Regions from separate parts of the Homo sapiens genome. Here region 2 is linked to region 1. A link is an interaction called in ENCODE POLR2A ChIA-PET data of the cell type or tissue named here. Cell type or tissue: Panc1. All regions are shown on one strand. Each heading gives the region's core, and the rest is flanking DNA. Links, peaks and the distances in the headings are about the cores only.

Evidence for each region. ChIA-PET counts read pairs that join two places held together with the same protein. Peaks named below come from ENCODE experiments on the same cell type or tissue, not always from the same donor. Only the 100,000 strongest peaks of a DNase experiment are listed, where the experiment ranks them.
Region 2: POLR2A ChIA-PET joins it to region 1 with 12 read pairs; 8 of 35 experiments call an interaction of 5 or more read pairs at or near these places.

The regions. Positions count from the first base shown.
Region 1 is chr19:47,615,731-47,624,057 of GRCh38, forward strand. All of the region lies in intron 1 of BICRA (BRD4 interacting chromatin remodeling complex associated protein), which reads left to right. Among named protein-coding and RNA genes, the nearest start is that of BICRA, 11 kb to the left of the region's middle. RefSeq lists enhancers at 1-196, 4,842-5,402. In Panc1, for the core only: no CTCF peak of the experiment used is centred there; no DNase peak of the experiment used is centred there; H3K27ac peaks cover 376 bases.
Region 2 is chr19:47,733,236-47,741,500 of GRCh38, forward strand. EHD2 (EH domain containing 2) reads left to right here. Exons shown (of 6, transcript NM_014601.4): 5 at 3,134-3,298; 6 at 7,646-8,265. The coding sequence ends at 8,197. Among named protein-coding and RNA genes, the nearest start is that of NOP53, 8.2 kb to the right of the region's middle. RefSeq lists an enhancer at 1,679-2,179. In Panc1, for the core only: no CTCF peak of the experiment used is centred there; no DNase peak of the experiment used is centred there.

The sequences.
Region 1 (8,327 bases), core at 264-8,263:
AATTGGCAGGTGTTGGATGGAATGCTGGCTTCTCTGCTTAATTGCAGTGTGACCCTGGGCAAGCAATTCCTTTGCATGGCCTCAGTTTCCTTGTCTATAAAATGGGCCCATGATGCCTCCCTCGTAGGGTCTGCTGTGAGGCTGAACGAAGCAATGTTCTGCCAAGCTGGGCAGGCAGTCGCTTTCAGGAACTAGCAAATGATGCTGCTGTTGTTTTCACTATGATTACTGTTCTCCTGCGGGACTCATGCTGACTCCTCCGCTCTGAAAGGTCCCCATTGTCTTCCTGAAAGGCACACAAGGAACAATGTTGGCATTCTAAACTGCATGGCAGCAGAGGGCACGCAGCAGGCTGCTCCGGCATGAGGCACACAGGGCTTCCCTGTACCGTGCCTCAGTTTCCCCAACTGGAAGAGTGGGCATGAGAGGAAACCCACCTCAGGCATGCTTAGTGTTCAGCACAGTGCCTGGGGTATAGCAAGCGCCCAAAAAATGTGAGTGGCTGTGATTGGAATAATTATTATTAAGTAGCAGAGTCTCCCATAGGATTAGATACCCAAGTTGCTATGGCCTTTCCCCCAAACCCTAGGCAATCAGTGTTGGCATTTTAAATGGAAGGCACAGGGCTGGCATTGGTGGCTCATGCCTGTAATCCCAGCACTTTGGGAGGCCAAGGCAGGCGGATCACTTGAGGTCAGGAGTTCGAGACCAGCCTGGCCAACATGGTGAAGCCCTGTCTCTACTAAAAATACAAAAAAATTAGCCAGGCGTGGTGGCGCATGCTTGTAATCCCAGCTACTCAGGAGGCTGAGGCATGAGAATCGCTTGAAACTGGGAGGCGGAGGTTGCAGTGAGCTGAGATCGCACGATTGCACTCCAGCCAGGGCGACAGAGCAAGACTCTGTCTCAAAAAAAAAAAAAGGAAGACAATGCCCAAATACCCACTGGGCCACAATTTCCTCTTCTGTAACAGAGCTTCCCCGCTTTGGGTGTTGTGACGCTTCAATGAGTGAAGACTTGGGAAGCTTTTTAGGATAGGACCTGGCTCTCAGGAATGCTCAGTGAAGCTTCACTTTGATTCTTATTATCTTTTATTTTTATTAATTTTTTTTTTTTGAGACAAGAATCTCTCTCTGCGCCCAGGCTGGAGTACAGTGGTGTGATCTTGGCTCACTGCAACCTCCGCCTCCCAGGTTCAAGTGATTCTTATGTCTCAGCCTCCCGAGTAGCTATGGCTACAGATGTGGGCCACGACACCCAGCTAATTTTGTATATTTTGTAGAGCTGGTGTTTGGCCATGTTGGCCAGGCTAGTCTCGAACTCCTGGACTCAAGCAATCCACCCGCCTCAGCTTCCCAAAGTGCTGGGATTACAAACATGAGCCACCATACCAGGCCTATTATTTTTAAATATTTTATTTTATTTTATAGAGACAAGGTCTTGCTATATTGCTCAGGCTGGTCTCCAACTTCTGGGCTCAACAGTCCTCCGACTTTGGCCTCCCAAAGTCCTGGGATTATAGGCATGAGCAACTGCACCTGGCCGTCTTTGTTTATTATTATTTTGTTTTCTTTTTTCTTTTTTTTTGCCATCTAGACTCGGCTTGGCAGATTTATTTATTGTTATTTTAACTTATATTTTTTATTTTTTTGAGACAGGCTCTCACTGTGTCACCCAGACTGGAGTGTAGTGGCGCCATATCGGCTCACTGCAACCTCCGCCTCCCAGGCTCCAGCAGTTCTCGTGCCTCAGTCTCCCGAGTAGCTGGAATTACAGGTGCCTGCCACCACACACGGCTAATTGTTGTATTTTTAGTAGAGAAGGGGTTTCACCATGTTGGCCAGGCTGGTCTCGAACTCCTGAACTCAGGTGATCTGCTCACCTAGGCCCCCCAAAGTGCTGGGATTACAAGCATGAGCTATGCACCTGGCCTTTTTAACTTTTTGTTAAGGAAATTTTAAAGCACTCACCGAGAGTTGAGAAAATAGCACAACCACCCCTGTGTAACCATCACCAGCTTCTGCAAAAATTTTCTGCTGATCTGATCTTTTTTTTTTGGCCATTACCTACTGTGCACATATATTTTTTCTTTTTTGCCAAGGTATTTTAAAGCAAATTCCAGATATCATATCATTTCCATTGTATTATTATTGTTATTAATGGTGGTGTTATTTCTGGGATCCAGAATTTGTTTCAGCACCTCCAGAGTCTGTCCTGTTCTATGAAGAAAGTGGCATTAGGCCCATTTCATAGGTTGGGAAACTGAGGCAGCAGGGAGTGGGCTTTGATCAGGTGGTCCTTTTTCTGTGATCCCCTTTTTGGGACTGTGGTGAATTCCCTGTCTTGGCCACACCAAGCCTCAAACCCTGTGGGTTGTTTCTGATTACACAGGTTTGGGGGTCACACCTGGGTGCATGCAGTGTGGGGTACAGGTTCTGTTACTCTGTGCAGAAATCGTCCTCATAAAGGAAGAGTTGAAGTGGGGCTGGCAGCAGGGGATGGACCCCTAGGATGACCCTGGAGGTGATGGGCAACTGGGTCAGCTGTGTGGGTTAAAGTCCTGTTTCTGCTCCTTCTAACCCTGTGACTTGGTGGCAAGCTATTTCCCTCCTTTAGTCCAGGTTAGAGAACTGGAAGTACAGGAGAGATAATAAATACTTATTTGGATGACCTTATTGTTAAATAAGGTCTAGCGTGGAAAAGATGTTTTGCAAGTGCCTGGCTCAGAGTAAACGGTCACTATTGTTAGTGTTGTTATTGCTTCTGTGTATACTCTTGAGGTTGGGGACAAAAATGCTGTTTCTAGGATTGCAGAGGAAGGGTTGATGCCCCTTGACCCCCCAGCCCGGCCCCGCTACCTTCATTCCCTTGCCATGCCCACCCTGTCCCTCTGCACTCTCCCTTTGAAGTGCTTGCCTGTTTAGGGGGCTGCCAACTTCAGCGTGGCCCCTCTCAGCCTCTTATGTCCTCTGTGTCCCAGCCTGGTAACCTTGGGAACGGAGTGAGCGGGAATATCTGTCTGAGGCTGTGAGACCCTTGCTAAAGACCCTTGGGGTCCTTGAGGGAGCGCCTGGTGGCCTCTGCTGCCTGGAGGCAGAGGATGGCCCAGTGTCCAGGGACACCTGCAGGTGAAGCTCCCCGGAGCCACCTTTCCAGAGGCTGGATGCCAACTCTCGTCCACCGTGTGAGGCTGGGCGGGCAGATGTCCACAGCGCCTGCCTCACAGGGTGGCTGTGACAGTTAGCTGGACTATAACCTCCATCACCTGGCACGCATAGTGTCTCATTGACCTCAGACACTTGGCGCCCGGCCTGGGTGCGGGAGTTCTCCCTGGGAGAAGTCTGAGCTCACAGCTTAGCAAGCTCTTGCTGTACTGCGGAATTTCTCTCCCTAGAACGTGCGCGGTGATCTCCTACTTTTGTGTGTATACTTACTCTTTCGTGGACAGTGTATATATATATGTATATATACATATATATATACACATTTTTTTTCCCAACCCCTTTTTTTTTTCCTTTTTTTTGTGTGTGTGTGTTTGAGATGGGGTCTCGCTGTTTCGCTCTGTCCCCTAGGCCGGAGTGCAGTGGCACTATCTCGGCTCGTTGCAACCTCCGCCTCCCGGGTTCAAGACATTCTCCCTGCCTCAGCCTTCCGAGTAGCTGGGATTATAGGCGCCCGCCACCACGCCCGGTTAGTTTTTGTATTTTTAGTAGAGATGAGGTTTCACCATGTTGGCCAGGCTGGTCTCGAACTCCTGACCTCAGGTGATCTGCCTGCTTTGGCTTCCCGAAGTGCTGGGATTACAGGTGTGAGCCACTGGTCCCAGCCTCTCCCAATCCTTTTTCATTGAAGTGTAATTCGTATACAGTAAAATCCGCAGAGGGGCCAGGCACGGTGGCTCACACCTGTAATCCCAGCACTTTTTGGGAGGGCGAGGTGGGAGGATCACTTGAGGCCGGGAGTCCGAGACCAGCCTAGGCAACATAATAAGACCCTATCTCTCCAAAAAACAAATAAAGACCTTAGCCAGTTGTGGTGGCCCCTGCCTGGATCTAATCTGGAGGCTGAGGTAGGAGAATTGCTTGAGTCCAGGAGGCTGAGGCTGCAGAGAGCCATTCATTAAAATGCACATAGTTTAAGCATGCCTTTCCATGAGTCCTAACCCCTATCAAGATACAGCACATTCTCGTCACTGCCAGAAAGTTGCCCTTTGCCCCTTCCTGGTCAGTACCTGCTCCCAGAAGCAGTCACTGGCTTGCCTTGTCATTGTGGGTCAGCCTTGCCTCTTCTAGAATTTCACAGAGGGGGAGTCCTGCCCCGTGGAGTCCGTTGGGTTGAGCATCTTCGGCTCAGCATGATCCTTTTGAGATGCAGGGATGTTGGTGTGTGTGTATCGGGAGTGTCTTCCTTTAAGAAATTCTTTCCCGTGAGTATTTCTTCAAGCCTGGCTTTCTCATGAGGCTCCAAACTGCAGAAGATGAGAAGGGAGGGCTGTGTTTCCTGTGTTCTCAGCTCCTGGTGTGCAGTAGGTGCTCTGTAGATGCTTGTTGAATGAATGGATGGGTGGATGACAGGCATGTCCCAGGGATGGAGAAAGGGGAGCAGAGACCCTGTCTTTGGAGTTCCTGTGTGTTTCTCAAAAAGTGTCCCACTGGCCAGGGCGCAGTGGCTCACACCTCTAATCCCAGCACTTTGGGAGGTCAGGGCAGGTGGATCACCTGAGGTCGGGAGTTTGAGACCAGCTTGGGCAACATGGTGAAACCCCGTCTCTACAAAAAAATACAAAAAGTAGCCGAGCATGGTGGTGCATGCTTGTAGTCCCAGCAACTTGGGAAGCTGAGAGGTGGGAGGATCACTTGAGCCCAGAAGGTCGAGGCTCCAGTTAGCTGTGATCATACCACTGCACTTTAGCTTGGGCGACAGAGTGAGACTGTCTCAAAAAAAAAAAAAAAAAAAAAACAAGAACAAAACCCACATGCTTCCAAATGACCAGGGATGCTTGTGAAAAATGACCATCCCTGGGCTCCACACAGACCAAACTCCTGGGAATCCCGATGAGTGGCGTCCAGGAAACAGCATTTTCATCAAGCGCTGTCTCTGAGTAGTTCTTTTGCACAGGTAGCCCAGCCCTAAATCCTAGGCCTCTTCCGGCAGCAGCAGAGCTCCCCAGCAGGCCTGTCATCCAGTCAAGGCGGCCATGGGTCTTGGAGCCCCACTCGATCTCTGTCTACGGCCATTGCTTGTCCTGACCCTGGCTGCCTCCCTGGTGCCTCTGTGTGAGCCTGGAGTCCTGTACTCACTCCCTAAGTGCTGTTCAAAGAGGGAATGAATGGGAACCTGGGAGGTAGGTCAGGATTGTTGACCTCCCCACTGCTCAGCGGGGAAACCGAGGCTCCATGAGTTCTGGTGTTTCTCCTGCAGTTCACCTGGGAGTGGAAGCCAGACAGGGTATTTCCTGGGCTAAGCAGCCATCAGTTGTAAGATGCAGCTTCCTTTTCAGAGACAAAAGTGTGAAAAATGCGCATCTTGGAGTTGATAAAACTCAGGAAAAGTCCTGTCCCACCCTGCAGTTTGCCCGCTGTCTCAAGGCTGTTTTGTGCAGGGTTGTCTTTTTCTGTTAAATTTCTGTCTCGTTAGCCAAAGGAACAAAATCCCCTGATGTCTTCCCAGTGCTTTGTACCTTCTCAAGCATGTCCCCTTCCATGGTCCTGCTTTTGTATTTAAAATTTTTTAGTCTTTTTTTTTTTTTTTTTTAAATGCGAGATGGAATTTTGCTCTTGTTGCCCAGGCTGGAGTGCAATGGTGCTATCTTGGCTCACTGCAACCTCCGCCTCCCAGGTTCAAGCAATTCTCCTGCCTCAGCCTCCTGAGTAGCTGGGATTACGGGCACATGCCACCACACCCGGCTGATTTTTGTATTTTTAGTAGAGAGGGGGTTTCACCATGTCAGGCTGGTTTTGAACTCCTGACCTCAGTTGATCACTGGCGTCCGCCTCCCAAAGTGCTGGGATTACAGGCGTGAGCCACTGCACCCGGCCTGAATTGAGAGACTTCTTTAACTCAGTTTCTTTTTATTTTCAAGATGGAGCCTTGCTCTGTCGCCCAGGCTGGAGTGCAATAGTGCGATCTTGGCTCACTGCAACCTCCACCTCCCAGGTTCAAGCAATTCTCCTGCCTTGGCTTCTCAAGTAGCTGGTGTTACAGGCGTGCACCACCACCCCCAGCTAATTTTTGTACTTTATTTTTTTTTTTTTGAGATGAAGTCTCACTCTGTTGCCTAAGCTGGAGTGCAGTGGTGCGATTTTGGCCCACTGCAACCTCTACCTCCCGGGTTCAAGCAGTTCTCCTGCCTCAGCCTCCCGAGTAGCTGGGACTACAGGCCTGCACCACCATGCCCAGCTAATTTTTGTATTTTTAGTAGAGACAGGTTTCACTATGTTGGCCAGGCTGGTCTCGAACTCCTCACCTTGTGATCTGCCCGCCATGGCCTCCCAAAGTGCTGGAATTACAGGTGTGAGCCACCACTCCCGGCCATACTTTTTTAGTAGAGATGGGGTTTCGCCGCCATGTTGGCCAGGCTAGTCTCGAACTCCTGACCTCAGGTGATCCTCTCGCCTTGGCCTCCCAGAGTGCTGGGATTACAGGCATGAGCCACCACGCCTGAGTGTAACTTGGTTTCTAACAAAAGTCTGCTTAAAAATATGTAGGAGTGGGCCGGGCGTGGTGGCTCACGCCTGTAATCCCAGCACTTTGGGAGGCTGAGGCGGGCAGATCACGAGGTCAGGAGATCGAGACCATCCTGGCTAATGCGGTGAAACCCTGTCTCTACTAAAAATACAAAAAATTAGCTGGACGTAGTGGCTGGCGCCTGTAGTCCCAGCTACTCGGGAGACTGAGGCAGGAGAATGGTGTGAACCCGGGAGGCGGAGCTTGCAGTGAGCCGAGATTGTGCCACTGCACTCCAGCCTGGGTGACAGAGTGAGACTCTGTCTCAAAAAAAAAAAAAAAAAAAAAAAATTTAGGAGTGGGCCGGGTGCGGTGGCTCATGCCTGTAATCCTAGCACTTTGGGAGCCCAAGGTGGGTGGATCACGAGGTCAGGAGTTCAAGACCAGCCTGGGCAACATGGTGAAGCCCCATCTCTACTAAAAATACAAAAATTAGCTGGGCATGGTGGCAGGCACCTGTAATCCTAGCTACTCAGGAGGCTGAGGCAGAGAATTGTTTGAGCCCAGGAGGCGGAGGTTGCAATGAGCCGAGATAGTGCCACTGCACTCCAGCCTGGGTGACAGAACGAGAGGCCATCTCAAAAAAAAAAAAGTGTGTGTGTGTGTACTCTCATATATTAGACATTACATAATACATAATAGAAATATAAAACTATACATTATTATATATAAAAATATATACTCCTATTTATAAAATTCCCTTTTATTTTCATTCCCCTCCCCGTCAGCGACCTCCTGTGCTGGAGTGAATTGCTTGCTTTGTGCGATGGATTTTTGCTTTACAGAAAGGATACTGCTTCTGTTTCTCCTCCTGCTGCTTTTCCTCCCAGTGCTGTGTTTAGAGGGTCGCCTTGTTGGTTACCTGTCCCTCCCTGCTGCTCCTCCCTGCTGTGCGCTCCATGGGCTGCAGGTAGTACAGTTCACTTCAAATCCTCATGAGGGTCAGACCCCCAGGTGTTCACCATCTCCCTGTCACAGAGGCACAGAGGTAAAATGACTTCCCAAGGTCACACAGGGAGCTGCTGCCTGAGCTGGGATTTTCGTCCTCCTGGTTAATTCAGACTCACACTCAGGCTTCCTACTGCTTGGACTGTGGCCCATGTTCTCACCTCCAGCACAAATAGCCGGTGCTGTGCCTTCAGGGACTGGGGAGAGCGATGAGGCAGGAACACACCCATTCCCCTGCAAAGCCAGATCAGTGTCTGAGGATTGCCAGCTGAGCCTGGGGAGGTCAGGCGGGGAGGCATCAGGGTAGGCTTCCTGGAGGAGGGAGCTTCTAGGGCAGGCTTTGGGGCTTGGGGGTAGGGTAAGAAAAACAGGGAATCTAGCATGATCCAAGGTCATTGCCCTGAGCAGCTGGGTGGAAGGAAGTGTTCTTTCTCTCTCTCTCTTTTTTTTTTTTTTTTGAGACTGAGACCGAGTTTAGTTCTTGTTGCCCAGGCTGGAGTGCAGTGGCGCGATCTTGGCTCACCGCAACCTCTGCCTTCGGCGTTCAAGAGATTCTCGTGCCTCAGCTCCCCGAGTAGCTGGGATTACAGGCACGCACCACCGCGCCCGGCTAATTTTGTGTTTTTAGTAGCGTCGGGGTTTCTCCATGTTGG
Region 2 (8,265 bases), core at 266-8,265, 120 kb after region 1:
GCTCCTTTTTTTTTTTTTGAGACAGTGTCTTGCTCTGTCACCCAGGCTGGAGTGCAGTGGTATGATCATGGCTCACTGTAGCCTTGACCTCCCCGGCTTCAGTGATCCTCCCATCTCAGCCTCTTGAGAAGAGAAGATTAATAAATCAAGACATTAGGCCAGGCGCGGTGGTTCATGCCTATAATCTCAGCACTTTGGAAGACTGAGGCGGGCGGATCACAAGGTCAAGAGATCGAGACCATCCTGGCCAACATGGTGGAACCCAGTCTCTACTAAAAATACAAAAATTATCATGGTGGCGGGCGCCTGTAGTCCCAGCTACTTGGGAGGCTGAGGCAGGAGAATGGCGTGAACCCGGGAGGTGGAGCTTGCAGTGAGCCGAGATTGAGCCACTGCACTCCAGCCTGGGCGGCAGAGTGAGACTCTGTCTCAAAAAATAAATAAATAAATAAATAAATAAAGTCATTATTTGCACCACTGCACTCCAGTCTGGGTGACAGAGCAAGACTCTGTCTCAAAAAAAAAAAAAAAAAAAAAAAATCCACTGTCCATTTGGGAGAAAAAAAGAGTGAAGAAAGCAAAAAGCGAATAACGTCTTAGTATTGTTCTTAAAATAATTTTGACCACAGGAACCCCCGAAAGGATCTTGAGGACCCCTGGGTTTCCCTGGACCACACTTCGTGAATTGCTGCTGTAGGGCTTTGTCGGCTTCGGTAGAAATTTTGAACTTCAATAAGCAAATAGAGAGTTATGAGCAGCATCCCCTGGGCTCATGTTCCTTCCTGAAAAATGCCCTCTTGGGCCACTGCTGCATGGAGCAAGGGTTATTGGGGCAGGATGGGGAGCTGGGAGACCTGTCGGGCCACCTTGGGTGTCTCCCCAGGCAAGAGAGGATGACGCTCGAATGGACATGGTGGCCACTGAGGTGGAGAGAAATGAGAAGCAGGGGAGAGGCTGGGCGTAGTAGCGGGTGCCTGTAGTCCCAGCTACTCAGGAGGCTGAGGTGGGAGGATGGATTGAGCTGGGAAGGTGGAGGTTGCACTGAGCCGAGATTGTGCCACTGCACTCCAGCCTGGGGGACAGAGCCAGACCCTGTCTAAAAAAAGCAAAAAAGAAAAGGAAAGTAGGGGAGAGAGGGAGAGACATAGGAGGAGGCAAAAGGGACTCATTGATAGGTTGGATGTGGCTACTTAACAGGAGGAAGAATCAAATATCAAATCAATAATGATTTCAAGAGCTGGGTACCGTGGCTCCCGCCTGTAATCCAGCACTTTGGGAGGCTGAGGCAGGCAGATCATTTGAGGTCAGGAGTTTGAGACCAGCCTGGCCAACATGGTGAAAACCCCTCTCTACTAAAAATACAAAAATTAGTGGTGGCGGGCACCTGTAATCCCAGCTACTCGAGAGGTAGAGGCAGGAGGATTGCTTGAACCCAGGAAGTGGAGGTTGCAGTGAGCCAAGATCATGCCATTGCACTCCACCCTGGGCAACAGAGTGAGACTCCCTTTCAAAAAGAAAAAAAAAGTGATTTCTAGAGCCGGACGGGGTGGCTCCCGCCTGTCATCCCAGCACTTTGGGAGGCCGAGGCGGGTGGATCTCTTGAGGTCAGGGGTTCGAGACCAGTCTGGCCAACATGGTGAAAGCCAGTCTCTACTAAACATACAAAAATTGACCAGGCATGGTGGCACGTGCCTGTAATCCCAGCTACTCGGGAGGCCAGGGCAGGAGGATTGCTTGAACCCGGAGGTGGAGGTTGCAGTGAGACAAGGTTGCGCCACTGTCCTCCAGCCTGGGTGACAGAGTGAGTGAGACTCCGTCTCAAAATAAATAAATAAATAAAAATAAAATTTCTAGATTTCTGGCCTCAACTGGGAAGGCAGGGCTGGGGATGCCCTTTTCAGAGATGGGCACAGCTGAGGGCGACACAGCTCTGAGGGCTAGGCTCAAATTCCACTTAGGGCATCCTGGTATGGAGCTATCCAGGAATGTTGACAGGGCAATTAGCTCTGAGTCCTGAGCTGGAGGGAGAGGCTTAGGCTGGTATGCAGATTCGGGAGTGGACCTCTTGGAGGGGTGTTTAAAACTGGGAGGGACTCAGCTCACTTAGTTAGCAGAGAGGAGGAGCCCAGGGTGAGCCCCAGCAGGAGGAGGCCATGAGGCTCACAGTGTGGCACCTCCGCCTGCAGCACCTGTAACTTGTCAGAAATGCAAATTCCCATCTGGGCAGTGGCTCTTGCCTGTAATCCCAGCTACTTGAGAGGCTGAGGCGGGAGGATCCCTTGAGCCCAGGAATTTGAGGCTGCAGTAAGTTATGATCGCACCACTGCACTCCTGGCTGGGTGATAGAGCGAGACCCTGTCTCCAAAAAAAAAAGAAAAAAAAGCAGGCCAGGCGCGGTGGCTCATGCCTGTAATCCCAGCACTTTGGGAGGCCACGGCGGGTGGATCACCTGAGATTAGGAGTTCAAGACCAGCCTGGCCAACATGGAGAAACCCCGTTTCTATTAAAAATACAAAAAAATTAGCCGGGTGTGGTGGCGCATGCCTGTTAATCCCAACTACTTGGGAGGCTGAGGCAGAAGAATTGCTTGAACCCAGGAGTTGGAGGTTGCAGCGAGCTGATTGCACCACTGCACTCCAGCCTGGGCAACAGAGCGAGACTCTGTCTCGAAAAAAAAAAAGACTGGGCACGGTGGCTCACACCTGTAATCCCAGCACTTTGGGAGGCCAAGGTGGGCAGATCACGAGGTCAGGAGTTTGAGACCAGCCTGACCAGCATGGTGAAACCCCATCTTTACTAAAAATACAAAAATTAGCTGGGCATAGTGGCGCATGCCTGTAATCCCAGCTACTCAGGAGCCTGAGACAGGAGAATTGCTTGAAGCCGGGAGGCGGAGGTTGCAGTGAGCCGAGATTGTGCTACTGCACTCCAGCCTCGGTGACAGAGCGAGACTCCGTCTCAAAGAAAAAAAAAGAGAGAGAGAGAGAGAAAAAGAAATAAAAGAAATACAAATTCTCATGCCCCAGCCCAGACCAAGTAAATCAGAATCTCTGGGAGTGGGGCCTGCAGCCTGTGTTTTAACAAGCTCCCTGGTGGACCCTGATGCAGGCTGAGGTGAGAACCCTTCCCACAGGTTCACGCTTACATCATCAGCTACCTGAAGAAGGAGATGCCCTCTGTGTTTGGGAAGGAGAACAAGAAGAAGCAGCTGATCCTCAAACTGCCCGTCATCTTTGCGAAGATTCAGCTGGAACATCACATCTCCCCTGGGGACTTTCCTGATTGCCAGAAAATGCAGGTGGGAAGCTGCCCAGGAGGGAATGTTGGGGGTGGGTGATGGGAAGGTTGGTTTCTGGAAGCTCTGAGATGGGACCTCAAAAGCCAGAGGGATGGATGGCAGGTTCTGGAAAGCGCCTCCCTCAAATAGTTCCGTGGGAGCATGGTTTTATGAGTCAGGCTAGGGGAGTGAAGAGAAAACCCAAAATAACAGTGGCTAAATTAAGATAGAGAGTTTTTCTTTCTTTCCTCCATAAAAAGTCCCAGAAAGTGATCCAGGACTGGTTTGGTGCTTTACAGAGCCAGGGATCTAGTCCCCTTCTGTCTTATTTCTCTTCCATGCCTGGCCTCCAGGCCCAAGGAACTTCATGGTACAAAAGGGCTGTGAAGGCTCCAGCCATTGTGTCTGCGTTCCAGCCAGCAAGAAGTTGGGAAGGGGGCCAGGCATGGTGGCTCACGCCTGTAATCCCAGCACTTTGGGAGGCCGAGGCGGGCGGATCACGAGGTCAGCAGATCAAGACCATCCTGGCTAACACGGTGAAACCCCGTCTCTACTAAAAATACAAAAAATTAGCTGGGTGTGGTGGTGGGCGCCTGTAGTCCCAGCTACTCGGGAGGCTGAGGCAGGAGAATGGTGTGAACCCGGGAGGCGGAGCTTGCACTGAGCCAAGATAGCGCCACTTTACTCCGGCCTAGGCAAAAAGAGCGAGACTCCGTCTCAAAAAAAAAAAAAAAAAGAAAAGGAAGTTGGGAAGGGGAAGAAAAGAGTAGTCTCTTTAAGAACACTGTTTATTTTATTTTCATTTATTTATTTGAGACTTAAATATTTATATTTGTAAAATATAAATATTTAAAATATACACAGCTGGGTGCAGTGGCTCATGCCTGTAATCCCAGCACTGTGGGAGGCCAAGGCGGGTGGATCACCTGAGGTCAGGAGTTCGAGACCAGCCTGGCCAACATGGTGAAACCCCGTCTGTACTAAAAATACAAAAATTAGCTGGGCATGGTGTTGCGTGCCTGTAGTCCCAGCTACTGGGGAGGCCGAGGCAGGAGAATCCCTTGAACCCGGGAGGCAGAGGTTGCAGTGAGCTGAGATCACACCACTGCAATCCAGCCTGTGTGACCGAGTAAGATTCTGTCTCAATAAATAAATAAATAAAATAAAATATATACGTTTAAAAATTTATTTATATATTTTTTAGAGATTTATTTATATATTTTTCAGAGACTCTGTTGTCCAGGCTGGAGTGCAATGGGGTGATCATAGCTCACTGTGTACTTGAACTCCTGGGCTCAAAGGTCCTTCTGCCTAGCCTCTAGAGTAGCTGGGACTACAGGCACATGCCACCATGCCTGGCTAGCTTTTTTTTTTTTTTTTTTTTTTGAGACAGAGTCTCACTCTGTCACCCAGACCGAACTGCAGAGGCGTGATCTTGGCTCACTGCAACCTCTGCCTCCTGGGTTCAAGCAGTTATCTCACCTCAGCCTCCCAAGTAGCTGGGCCTGCAGGCATGTGCCACCACGTACAGATAATTTTTCATACTTTTAGTAGAGATGGGGTTTTGTCATGTTGGCCAGGCTGGTCTCGAACTCCTGGCCTCAAGTGATCCTCCTGCCTTGGCCTCCCAAAGTGCTGGGATTATAGGCAGGAGCCACCATGCCTGACCAAGAACACTTTCTAGAACAGAGCTGTCCAGCAGTACGTTCTACAATGATGGAAATGTTTCATTCTGCACTGTCCAGTATGGTAGCCACTAGCCACATTCAAATGGAATGTTAACGTGTATTTCTTTTTTCTTTTTTTTTGAGATGGAGTCTTGCTCTGTTGCCCAGGTTGGAATGCAGTGGCAAGATCTTGACTCACTACAACCTCTGCCTCCCGGGTTCAAGCAATTATCCTGCCTCAGCCTCCCAAGTAGCTGAGATTACAGGCATCCGCCACCACGCCCAGCTAATTTTGTATTTTTGGTAGAGATGGGGTTTCACCATGTTGTCCAGGCTGGTCTCAAACTCCTGACTTCAGGTGATCCTCCTGCCTTAGCCTCCCAAAGTGCTGGGATTGCAGGCATGAGCCACTGCGCCCGGCCTGTATTTCATTTTAATTAATGTAAATAAGCACATGTGGCTAGTGGCTGCCATACTGGACAGGCTAACAGTAGAAGCTGCACATGCAACCTGTGCTTGCCTCAGTGGACTTGAACTTAGTCATACTCTGGCTGCCAGGGAATCCAGGTTGCAACCTAGGATCCCCAACCCTTCAGAGTCGTGATCAGCTGGCCTCTCTGCCTTGGCTCAGGAAATTCACATAGGGCTGTGAAAGGAATCCATTTTCGCAGAGACTGTCCTGGTGCAGTCTGGGCCACTTAGAGTAGCCCGTGTGAGAAGCAGTGTGACGCCAAGTCCACCCCTACACCCCAAAGTGACTTCTTCGGTGGGGAGGGGGTGGTCCCAGGAACCCCTGATGATCTGATCATCTCAAATCTCACCTCCAAATTTGGCAGCCAGCCACTCAGTCCTTTCTGTGTGGTGTGGTAGCACTGTGACAGGAATTAAGCTTTCTTAACTTTCTTTTTTCTCTCCCCCCCTGCACACTTTTTTGTTTTGAGACAGGGTCTTGCTCTGTCACCCAGGCTGGAGTACAGTGTGGTGCTATCTTCGCTCACTGCAACCTCTGTCTCCTGGGGTTCAAGAGATTCTGTCTCAGCCTCCCAAAGTAGTTGGGACTGCAGGCGTGCACCACCACACCTGGCTAATTTTTAATTTTTTTTTTTTTTTTTTTTTTTTTTTAAGAAATAGGGTTTTGAGGCCAGGTGCAGTGGCTCATGCCTGTAATCCCAGCACTTTGGGAGGCCGAGGTGGGCAGATTGCCTGAGGTCAGGAGTTCGAGACCAGCCTGGCCAACATGGCGAAACCCCATCTCTACTAAAAATATGAAAATCAGCTGGGCATGGTGGTAGGCGCCTGTAATCCCAGCTACTTGGGAGTCTGAGCCAGGAGAATCGCTTGAACCCATGAGACGGAGGTTGCGGTGAGCTGAGATCGCGCCATTGCACTCCAGCCTGGGTGACAGAGCGAAACTCGTCAAAAAAAAAAAAAAAAAAAGGAAAGAAAAGAAAAGAAATAGGGTTTTGCCATGTTGTCCAGGCTGGTCTTGCACTCCTGGGCTCAAGTGATTCTCCCACCTCAGCCTCCCAAAGTGCTGGGATTACAAGTGTGAGCCACCCAAGCCTGCTGAGTTTTTTTTTTTTTAACTTTTAATGTTGTACGTGCTGGCTGGGCAGCTGGAGTTGGGTAGAGGGCGGTTAGGGTTCTAGGCTGGTGTGGATGCTCTGAGAAAGCTATACTTGATGCGAAAATATTGAAATCCTTCTCTGCTAGCTGGCAAAGGGCCGCTGCTCTCACTCATCAGAGGGGCCCCAGCCTCCCCACCCTCCAGTAATTCTGGGGCACAGGAGAAAGCCTCTGGGACCTTGTTGCCCAAGTATCTTCTCATTGGTGGGTGCCCGAGCGGAACAGGTTGTTCAGATGTTCAAATACTTCTGCATGTGTCAGTAAAGAGCTGCCACTCTGGCTGGGTACAGTGGCTCACACCTGCAATCCCAGCACTTTAGGAGGTTGCGGTGGGAGGATGGCTTGAGCTCAGGAGTTCGAGACCAGCCTGGGCAACATAGCAAGACTTGGTCTCTACAAAAAATTTTTAAAACTAGTTGGGCGTAGTGGCGCACACCTATAGTCCCAGCGAATTGCGGGGGCTGAGGAGGGAGGATCACAAAAATTTAGCTGGGTGGGTGGTGTGTGCCTGTGGTCCCAGCTACTTGGGAGACTGAGGCCAGAGGATCGTTTGAGGCTGGGAGTTGGAAGCTGCAGTGAGCTATGTTGGCACCACTGCACTCTAGCCTAAGTGACAGAGCGAGACCCTGTCAAAAAAAAACAAAACAAAACAAAACAAAAATGGCTGGGCGCGGTGGCTCATGCCTGTAATCCCAGCATTGGGAGGCTGAGGCGGGCGAATCATGAGGTCAGGAGTTCGAGACCAGCCTGGCCAACATGGTGAAACGCTGTCTCTATTAAAATTACAAAAATTAGCTGGGCATGGTGGCGCATGCCTGTAATCCCAGCTACTTGGGAGGCTGAGGCAGGAGAATCGCTTGAAACCGGAAGGCGGACGTTGCAGTGAGCCGAGATTGTGCCATTTGCACTCCAGCCTGGGCAACAAGAGCAAGACTCTGTCTCAAAACAAACAACAGTAAAAAAACCCCACAACAGCTACCCCCGAGCTTCTCCAGTGTCCTGATACCACCTTGCAGCCTGAGGGCCTCAGGGATGGCGCCGCTTGAATTCTGGGTGCCCCTGTCCCCCACCACAGGAGCTGCTGATGGCGCACGACTTCACCAAGTTTCACTCGCTGAAGCCGAAGCTGCTAGAGGCACTGGACGAGATGCTGACGCACGACATCGCCAAGCTCATGCCCCTGCTGCGGCAGGAGGAGCTGGAGAGCACCGAGGTGGGCGTGCAGGGGGGCGCTTTTGAGGGCACCCACATGGGCCCGTTTGTGGAGCGGGGACCTGACGAGGCCATGGAGGACGGCGAGGAGGGCTCGGACGACGAGGCCGAGTGGGTGGTGACCAAGGACAAGTCCAAATACGACGAGATCTTCTACAACCTGGCGCCTGCCGACGGCAAGCTGAGCGGCTCCAAGGCCAAGACCTGGATGGTGGGGACCAAGCTCCCCAACTCAGTGCTGGGGCGCATCTGGAAGCTCAGCGATGTGGACCGCGACGGCATGCTGGATGATGAGGAGTTCGCGCTGGCCAGCCACCTCATCGAGGCCAAGCTGGAAGGCCACGGGCTGCCCGCCAACCTGCCCCGTCGCCTGGTGCCACCCTCCAAGCGACGCCACAAGGGCTCCGCCGAGTGAGCCGGCCCCCCTCCCATGGCCCTGCTGTGGCTCCCCAGCTCCAGTCGGCTGCACGCACACCCCTGCTC